2 separate regions of the Homo sapiens genome follow, and region 2 is linked to region 1. A link is a contact called in ENCODE Hi-C or POLR2A ChIA-PET data. All regions are on one chromosome and are shown on one strand. Each heading gives the region's core, a stretch centred on a gene start or an enhancer-like site at or near the end of the contact. The rest is flanking DNA. Distances are from core to core; before and after follow the strand shown.

The links. A loop is a pair of places that touch in the nucleus more often than their neighbours do. ChIA-PET counts read pairs that join two places held with the same protein, here RNA polymerase II (POLR2A). Pooled maps may share reads with other maps.
Region 2: a loop to region 1 is called in a map of endothelial cell of umbilical vein, with 2.5 times the contacts of the local background. The contact joins two enhancer-like sites. A Hi-C loop is called at or near these places in 1 of 168 maps with a recorded cell type or tissue (endothelial cell of umbilical vein) and 2 of 50 pooled maps. POLR2A ChIA-PET finds 5 or more read pairs at or near these places in 3 of 52 experiments (MCF 10A, PC-9 and naive thymus-derived CD8-positive, alpha-beta T cell).

The regions. Positions count from the first base shown.
Region 1 is chr2:234,419,707-234,424,487 of GRCh38, forward strand. No RefSeq gene overlaps it. Among named protein-coding and RNA genes, the nearest start is that of LINC01891, 32 kb to the right of the region's middle. Within about 2 kb of position 2,650, at least 11 of the 41 ENCODE cell types and tissues checked have a DNase peak (open chromatin) inside an H3K27ac peak, as active enhancers do; they include PC-9, where a contact is called at or near this core.
Region 2 is chr2:234,202,708-234,207,488 of GRCh38, forward strand. No RefSeq gene overlaps it. Among named protein-coding and RNA genes, the nearest start is that of SPP2, 150 kb to the left of the region's middle. Within about 2 kb of position 1,929, at least 2 of the 41 ENCODE cell types and tissues checked have a DNase peak (open chromatin) inside an H3K27ac peak, as active enhancers do; they include PC-9, where a contact is called at or near this core.

The DNA of each region.
Region 1 (4,781 bases), core at 1,400-3,899:
TGTATTAGTATTCTTCAGAGAAACAGAACCAACAGGATCTATGTACATCTATATCTCTATATCTATGTCTATCTATAGACAGAGGTGGGGGAGAGAGAGAGCGAGCTTTATTTTAAGGGATTGGCTCCCTCAATTGTGGGGGCTGACAAGTCTGAAATCTGCAGGGTAGGCTGGCAGGCTGGGGCCTCAGAGAGTGGATGCTGCAGCTCACGTCCAATGGCAGGGTCTGGAGGCAGAACTGGCTTTTCAGGTCTTCAGGAGGATCTCAGCCTTTTTCTCCTTTTTTTTTTTCTTCTACGGAGTTTCACTCTTTCACCCAGGCTGGAGTGCAGTGGCGTTATCTTGGCTCACTGCAACCTCTGCCTCCTGTGTTCAAAAGCGATTCTCCTACCTCAGCCTCCCATGTAGCTGGGATTAGAGGCATGCATCACCACTCCTGGCTAATTTTTGTATTTTTGGTAGAGATGGGTTTTCACCATGTTGGCCAGGCTGGTCTCGAACTCCTGACCTCAGATGATCCACCCGCCTCGGCCTCCCAAAGTGCTGGGATTACAGGCGTGAGCCACCATGCCAGGCCCTCAGGCTTTTTCTCTTAAGACCTTTGGATTGGATGAGGCTCAGCCACATTATGGAGGATCATTGGCTGTACTCAAAGTCAGAAGATTTAAATGTTAATCACACCTAAAAAGTACCTTCCCAGCAGCATCCAGATTGGTCTCTGACCAAACATCTGGGCACCATAGCCCAGCCAAGTGGAGACTTCAAATTAACCTCTGTCAAGGGTGGCCCCCAGAAGTGTGGTTCTAAACAAGGCAGCAAGGGGGAGAGCGGGGGTTGTGGGTGGGAAGGAAGGTCTGTCAATAGCAGCACCACCCAGTTCAGGAACAAAAAGCTGCTGCCTGGTTGTTAACCTCTGAACTCCATGGCTGCAGCCCCCAAGTTAAACTGCTCCTTACTAACTGCAAACCAAACATGACGTCAGCCTGCTTGCAGTGCAGAGGCTGCAAGGAGATAATATTTATAGAGAATTCTTTGATTTCCTGGAGAAAGGTCAGAATCTGAATTGATGGGAATATAACTTCAGAATATGTAGACTCTTGCCGGGCGTACTGGCTCACGCCTGTAAGCCCAGCACTTTAGGAGGTTGAAGTGGGTGGATTGCTTGAGCTCAGCAGTTCAAGAACAGCCTGGGAAACACGGTGAAACCTCCTCAATACAAAAAAAAATAGCCAGGTGTGGTGGCACACTCCTGTAGTTCCAGCTACAGGTTCTGGGACTGTTCTGCCCACCTCAGCCTCCCAAAGTGCTAGAATTACAGGCATGAGCCACTGCACCCGGCCTGTTATGTGGTTTCTTAAGAAGCTACTCCTCCAGTTCCGGCAAGGCGGCTCATGCCTGTAATCCCAGCACTTTGGGAGGCCGAGGCAGGCGGATCACCTGAGGTCAGGAGTTCGAGACCAGCCTGGCCAACATGGCAAAACCCCGTCTCAACTAAAAATACAAAAATTAGCCAGGCGTGGTGGCATGTGCCTATCATCCCAGCTACTCGGGAGGCTGAGGCAGGAGAATTGCTTGAATCTGGGAGGCGGATGTTGCAGTGAGCCGAGATCACTTCACGCCACTGCACTCCATCCTGGGCAACAGAATGAGACTCTGTCTTGAAAAAAAAAAAAAGCTACTCCTCCAGCATTTCTTAATTATTTCCTGAGTGGTCCCTGGAGGTTCCCTTTGTCCCTCTGGGGATGCTTGAGTAGTAATAATTGCCCTGCCTTGCGTTAATATTGAACGTTCAGATGGCTTCCATGAGCATGATTCCATTCTACTTTTTACATGATCGCCCCAGGACTATCACATTCAGGTGGTCCTAAATAGGGACGGTTTAACCGTTAAAAAAAAAAAAAAAATAGAAGTGTACCAGCAGAATGAGTATGATTGCAAATAACAGCAAATATCCGCTTGACATGGCTTGAGCAATAATGTATTTGTATTTAGTGGGTAGTGGCACATGCAGAAGTGAAGATAGGGGATTGCCAAGTCATTTTTTTTTTTTTGAGATGGAATCTCACTCTGTCGCCCAGGCTGGAGTGCAGTGGTGTGATCTCCGTGCTCACTGCACCCTCTGCCTCCCAGGTTCAAGGGATTCTCCTGCCTCAACCTCCTGAGTAGCTGGGATTACAGGTGAGCGCCACCACACCTGGCTAATTTTTGTATTTTTAGTAGAGACAGGGTTTCACCATGTTGGTCAGGCTGGTCTCGAACTCCTGACCCCGTGATCCACCTGCCTCAGCCTCCCAAAGTGCTGGGGTTACAGGCATGAGCCACCGCACCCGGCGAGTACCAACTCATCTAAATGGAAGTGTGCTCAGATAGCAAGCAGGAGACATGGACTTCTGTGGCTTCCCATGATAACTGGGTTATGAGGACCAACTTTAAGCCTATATGTCAATCAGTTTATATGAGGTTGGACTGATTTCTACTGTGTGCAGCCTCTACAGGAGCATTTATACTGGTTTCCTTTTTTTTTTTCTTTCTACCTGTAGATATCTTTAAGATAAACAAGCTGAACACCATTAACTATGGTAACCTCTGCCATGCTGTCTCTGTTCCTTGAGATCAGATAGAGCCCGGACAGCAAAGAAGCACGTGGCCCTGATATTAAGATACAAGCATGCCAACAGCTTGCATTAGTATTTGTGGAATGGATGAGTGAGTCATGATATATTTCCCCAAGCTTCAGCTGGGTGTGTTTTTCATGTAACCATTACTCATAAAGTGTAAAGGTCAATTATGTTAGGAAGGAAGGAATGATTTTTGTCATCCATGCATAGGACACTCAGGTATGCTTCCCTGAGCTTCATGGAGCATGGTTCCCTGAGCTCACTCCTGCAAAGGCCACGCCTATTCATGAATGTTGACATTAACCAGAAGGTAGGGACTGTATATGTGAATTGAGCTTAAATCTGAGCTGAGGAATTCTATGACAAGTAACTTCAAACACGTCACTGAGTTTGAGTTTACCATAATGCATAAGACTATTTCTAAAACTTGTAATTGCTTCTGTTTATTTACAGAGTTTGATGCATATTTGAGCATTTATTTACTTATTCAAAATTCAAAAAGTTCCAAGAAGTATAAAAATGGCTGAACAGTGGCAAGAATTTTAGAAACCATAGAAAAAAACCCGACATTATTAGGGAACAAAACAAATAGACTAGGAGATAAAAATGAAGTTTTGTGTTGCAGAAGCTGGCAGGGATCCCCAGTGAGAGAAAAGAGGTATCAGGATGAGGAGAATGATAACCACAGCCTCATCACATAGGAGAGCGGCTGCTTCCGTCAACAGGGTGTGTGCTCACAGCTTCAGGTCTGCACCGCACAGCATGATGCTGAGACAGGAGGTCAGCACGTCACATAATTACAACTATATTCTTGTAGATGGCAGGATAATGGCATCCCCCCACCCTGCCCCCAAAAGATGTCCATGTCCTAATTTCAGGAACCTATGAATGTGTTATATGACATGGTAAAGAATTAAGTTTGTAGCTGGAATTAGGGTTGTCAATCAGTTGACCTTAAAATAGGGAAATCACCTGGGTTATGCAGGTGTACCATCACTAGGGCCCTTAAATGCGGAAGGAGGCAGAAGAGACAGGTGGGCGGGCGCGGTGACTCACACCTGTAATCCCAGCACTTTGGGAGGCTGAGGTGGAGGATTGTTTGAGTCCAGCAGTTTGAGACCAGCCTGGGCAAGATAGTAAGACTTTGACTCTACAAAAATAAAAAACTAACCAGGCATGGTGGTGCATGTCTGGGGTCCCAGCTACTCAGAAGGCCGAAGTAGGAGGATCACTTGGGCCCAGGGGGGTTGAGGTTGCAGTGAGCCATGCCACAATTTTGTCTGCACTGCAGCCTGTAGTGCAGAGCGAGACCCTGTCCCCATCCCCCACCAAAAAATAATAATAATAATAGACAGGTCGATGAGATGTGACAAAATATCAACCCTCTGTTAAGGCCACCAAAAATAAAAAATATTAAAAGGACACACAGCCCTGCCAACACCTTGATTTTAGCTCATGCCAGACTTCTGACCTTCAGAACTCTAAGATAATAAATTTGGTTTGTTTTAAGCACCACATTTGTGGTAATTTGCTACAGCAGCAATAGAAAACTGATACAATTATATTAATAATTTTAAAGACGGCATATTTTGCCAGGTAGAGTGAATCATCATTTTGAATGACTTTGAATCCAGAAGAAAATTTATGTAAGGAAAGGGCTTAATTGAAAACTAAAACATGAAAGTTCTTGGTGGCTGTGAAGGTTTTTCCTAGGACTGGAAATCCCCTGGGCTCCCCTCACACTTTGAAGTCAACCTAATTGGAGGGCCATGCCTCGATCCTTTCGGGAGATAGGTGTCCCTGTTAGAGTCTTCAGGTGTATGTTATACTTCAGGTGTCTGCAATTACCTTACCCAGGCCTATAAGCTCCTTGAGAACAGGGAACGTATTTGTCTAATTTTCAGGACCAAATGCAACATCCAGCCTCTAATTGGGGCTTAATAGGTATTTGTTGAATAAATATTTCCAGTGTCATTGATGCAATATTCTGACAAGTAGAAAGATCAAAGCTGGGAAGACGGGGGCTGGGGTGGAAGGAAAATAAATGACGTTTTGATTTTTTAAAGGAACAAAACTTTAGATAAGGCCAGTTTCAAATCATCTTGGCTTTGTTGTGTTTTCATCTCTCCAGAATTGGACTTCTGTGCTCAATTCAATGAAAAC
Region 2 (4,781 bases), core at 679-3,178, 220 kb before region 1:
TAATCTATTAATACTTTCTGCTGTCATTAGCTACCAATGCTAAGGGTAAAAATCAAACTATGGGATACTGATAGAATATTTATTTATTTATTTATTTATTTATTTATTTATTTATTTGAGACAGGGTCTTTCTCTGTCACCCAGGCTGGAATACAGTGGTGCAATCACAGCTCCCTGCAGCTTTGAACTCCTGGGTTCAAGCAATCCTCTTGCCTCAGTCGCCCAGGTTACTGGAGCTACAGGTGCACACCACGATGCCTGGCTAATTCTTTTATCTTTTGTAGAAACAGGGTCTTCTTTTGTGGGCCAGGCTAGTCTCAAACTCCTGACCTCAAGTGATCCTCCCGCCTCAGCCCCTCAAAGTGCTAGGATTACAGGTGTGAGCCATTGAGCCCTGTCTAGAATTTTAAAAAAGCAATTCGTAGTATCGCAGTTACAAATCTCAAGACTGAAACTCCTAGATCCGTGTGTGTGGCAGCCTGGTGCCGTCTGTGTGGCAGCTTGGTGCTGTCTGTGCAGTTGAAATAGCCTTGACAGCCTTGAGCCCGTGCTTGGTGGAACTCCTGCTGATGCAGTGTGAAGACACACTTCTTGTGTCTGGAACACACGTCTCAAGTGTAAATCCTCTGTTCCAAACAAGTTTGAATACGTTTTGTTTTATTTTGTTGGCTACTAATTCAAACACTTGTCCTGTGTTAATAGCCAGTGATTAATTTCGGGTTCTTTTTCATGTGGGAATTACTCAAAGCTCCTCTCAAAACTATGCTGCATTCATCAGCGTGACTCATCTTTTTCCATTTCCAGAGCAAACAGCAGGGACTATCCAGTCTGTACTTCAGGAAATGAGCGAGAGTGAAGTAAGCTGGCAAACGACTGCTATTTCTCTTCTTTTGAGTTTGAAATGAAAGGTTTTTTTTCCAGTATAAGATTATTCTTAGGCTGGGTGCAGTGTGTGCCTGTAAGCCCAGCACTTTGGGAGGCCAAGATGGGAGGATCACTTGAGCCCAAGAGTTTGCAATCAGCCTGGGCAATATAGTGAGATGCCCCCGTCTCTAAAAAAATAATTTAAAAAAATTAGCCAGGCCTGGTGGCGCATGCCTGTGGTCCCAGCTACTTGGGAGGCCAAGGTGGGAGGATTGCTTGAGCCTAGGAGGTAGAGGTTGCAGTGAGCTGTTGTTGTGCCACTGCCCTCCTGCCTGGATTACAGATAAAGACCTTGTCTCAAAAAAACCAAGAAACAAAAAACAAAAAACACCCTACTTTTTTATTTAAAAAATGTTTTACTTATTATAGTAACATAAAGAAACAAACATACATAAGAAGCATATAGTGGGATTGATTTTCCCAATGTGAACCCACTGGTGTAATCAGCACTCAGAGAGAGAATCAAAATATTAGCAGCACCCTAGAAGCCCCTGTAGGCCCCAATTTCTAAATTCATAGATGAGTTTGTCCATCCCTGAAGTTTTATATCAATGGATCACATGCTATATACTCTTTGGTCTGGGTGTTTTTTTTTTTTTTTTTAATTGCTGTTAGGTTTGTGCATTGTATCCATATTGTTGTTCAGCAATTGCTTGTTTCTTTTCATTGCTGTATAGTATTCATAACAATCCACAGTTTATTTACTGGATACTGTTAATTCTGTCCTTCATGATTAATGATGTGAACCCCCACTTTCAAGTACTTATCAGCCAATTATTCAATAACTTTTGTTCATTTTTCTACTAGATTTTTTCCTTCGGCTTAATTTTTTAATTTCTGTCTTTTATATTTTTTTAATTTTTAATTTTGAAAAAATGTTAATCTACAAAAAAGTTGCTAGAATTTCCTACTGAATACTCATAGATCTTTTCATCTAGATTCATCAGTTGTTAACCATTAATCATGTTTGTTGTATTTTTCTCTCCATCTCTCTATATATTAACTTTTTTGTGAATCATTGAGAATGAATCATGTTGATATCATGTTCCCCAGTCAATATTCACCGAAATTCTTATCTGGAGTAATTATTACTATGGTGGTTGCAAAATCAACTCTATTTTGCCTTCTACATTTATGAGTTGCCATTCTACTGTAAAATGTTTGCCACATTTGTTGTATTTTTCTGTCTACCTACCTATGTACTGATCAGCTTTTTTCTGAATCACTGAGAGTAAGCTGTAGACACCATGACCCTTTGTTGCTGAATACTTAAGTATATCTTGAATACAAAGACATTTTCTTTCAAAATTACTATATCAAATCCAAGAAATTTAACATTTTTATATTAATATTATATCACATATTATCATAAAAATTTGGCAATTATCTCAATAATGTCTCTGGAATAGCATTTTCTCCTAATGTGGTATCACATGCTGCATTTTCTCCTAATGTGGCATCACATGTTGCATTTTCTCGTAATGTGCTATCACATGCTGCATTTAGTTTTCACATCTGTTTAGTCTTCTCTAATCTGAAATAGGTTCTTAGCCTTTTTTGTTTTTTTATGATATTGACATTTTTTAAGAATATAGCATATTCATGTTGTAGAAAGTGCTCTAATTTGGCTATTTCTGGTTTCTTCTCTGAGACTAAATTAAAGGTACTTATTTTCTCAGAGTATTTCATAATTGAGGCTGTGTCCACGTCTCAATGCATCACTTCAGAAAGCTTGTGACATCATTCTGATCATTCAGACAGAGAGGTGTCAACTAGATTTCTCCATTAAAAAGATTCATTTTCTTTCCATGTAATTAATACATAATTGATTGGGAGATTAACACCATGTTGATATCATATTTCCCAGTAAAGATTCACCCAAATTCTTGCCTGAAGTAATTATTAATATAGTGGTTATAAAAATGGCAATTTTCAACTCATCATGCCTTTTATGTGTACTAGTTGTCATTCTACTATAAAAAATGTTTTACTTTTATTTATTCATTAATTTATATGTTTAGTACAGTATGGACTCCTGTTTTCACTTTATATTCATTATGTTTTTATTCACTTTTGTTTCTATTCTTTTGAGAAACAGAACTGTCCTAAACTTCACCAATGGAAGGTCCTTGATGCCAGTTTGCACATGTCATGTTGGAGGGGGGTGGTCTTTTAACACTTCCTTGATTTATGGACAAGATATCCCAGGCTTATTCATAGTCTTCTGATGTTAATAATTTCTTGATCAAGTTCAATTTATTAATATATGGCTACCACTCTTTGTACTCTGGCTAGGAAATCCTTGCTTAATACAAGTTCACCTTATTTATGGCTACTATGCTTGGTATCTTGACTTGAAAATCCTTGCTTACTTAACACAAGTTCAGGAAATTATTTTCCTGTGATTTTTTTTTCCTACAGGCTTTCATGCTTAGATCTACAATCCTGCTTGAATTTAATTTTGCTTATGGATTGTATATAAAGTTCTGGTTCTTCTGTATAAGGAAGAAAGGAGCACTATTAATTATGGAGCAGTCAGCAGGTATAAACTAGACCCATATGGGAAAATTTGGACAATGACCACGCACCACTTTAAAGTCCTCTGCTATGCATTGGTTCCTGGCTACCTCAGTACCTCATTTCTTACAGGTCTCCCTGTCACACTGATGGCTTAGCTGTTCCTCAAACCTATCAAGACCTTATCCTAAGCCTGTGCTCTTTCTTCCAACAGAACTCTCCTCTCCCATACAGCCACTGGGCCTACTCTTCACGGAGGTCTCTGTCAGTCACCTCCTGAGACATATTTCTGCAACCACCCAATCAAAAATAGCTCCAGCTTATGCCCTTGGTTACTGTCTACTGCCTTACCCTGTGTCCTTTTCTTCACAGCACTTACCACCACCTGATGGAGTGGAGGATTCTAAGTTCCAAGAGGGCAGAAGCAGATTTTCTTTCATTTACTGTTGTGGCCTCACACGTAGCTACAACTGTGCCTGCTGCACACCAGGATGCAATAAATGTTGGCCAGGTGTCTGAACGGAGTGTTTGTCTCTTAACATGGACCTAGCCTTCCCCACCATATTCTTTTAAGAACTGTTTATTTGCTTCTTTGGTCTGCTTACTCTTCCAGACCAAAAAAAATAGAATATGATTTTAAGTTAGAAAACAAACAAGCAAGCAAAAAATCTCTATTTATTTGTTGAAATCATCTGTCTTAGTCCACTTTGTGCTGCTATAACAGAATACTTAAGATTGAGTAAGTTAGAAAGAAAACAAATTTACTTCTCAGGATTCTGGTGGCTGGGAAGTCCAAGATCATGGCATTGGCCTCTGGAGAGGACCTTGTTGCTGTGTCCTCACATGGCAGAGGCAGAAGTGCAAGAGAGCAAGGCAAACTAATGCTGCGTGAAGCTTCTTTTCTAAGGGCCTTAATCCGTTTCCTGAGGAAGGAGCCCTCATGGCCTAATCATCTCTTATAGACCCCACCTCTTAATACTATCATATTGTAAACACCTAAATTTTGAAGGGGATACGTTCAAATTGTAGTATTGTCTAAACTTAAAAAATAACTTGGGGAAAATTGACGTTTTTACCAATATCTGCCTTACCACTGAGAAATATGGAATGTTTATTCTTTCCTTCCTCTCAATGGTTCTTTTACAGCTCTCAATGCAGCTTTTAAATTCTATCACATATGTTTGTTTTTGAGATTATTTTGAGGTATTTTATGGAATCTTTCATGTTATTACAGTGAATAGGATTCTTTTTCTATCATGCCTTCTCTAACTCAGGATTTAAAGTATATGGGAAAGGTCTTTTGGGTATTGGTTTTATCCATATACTTTGATGAATTCTCT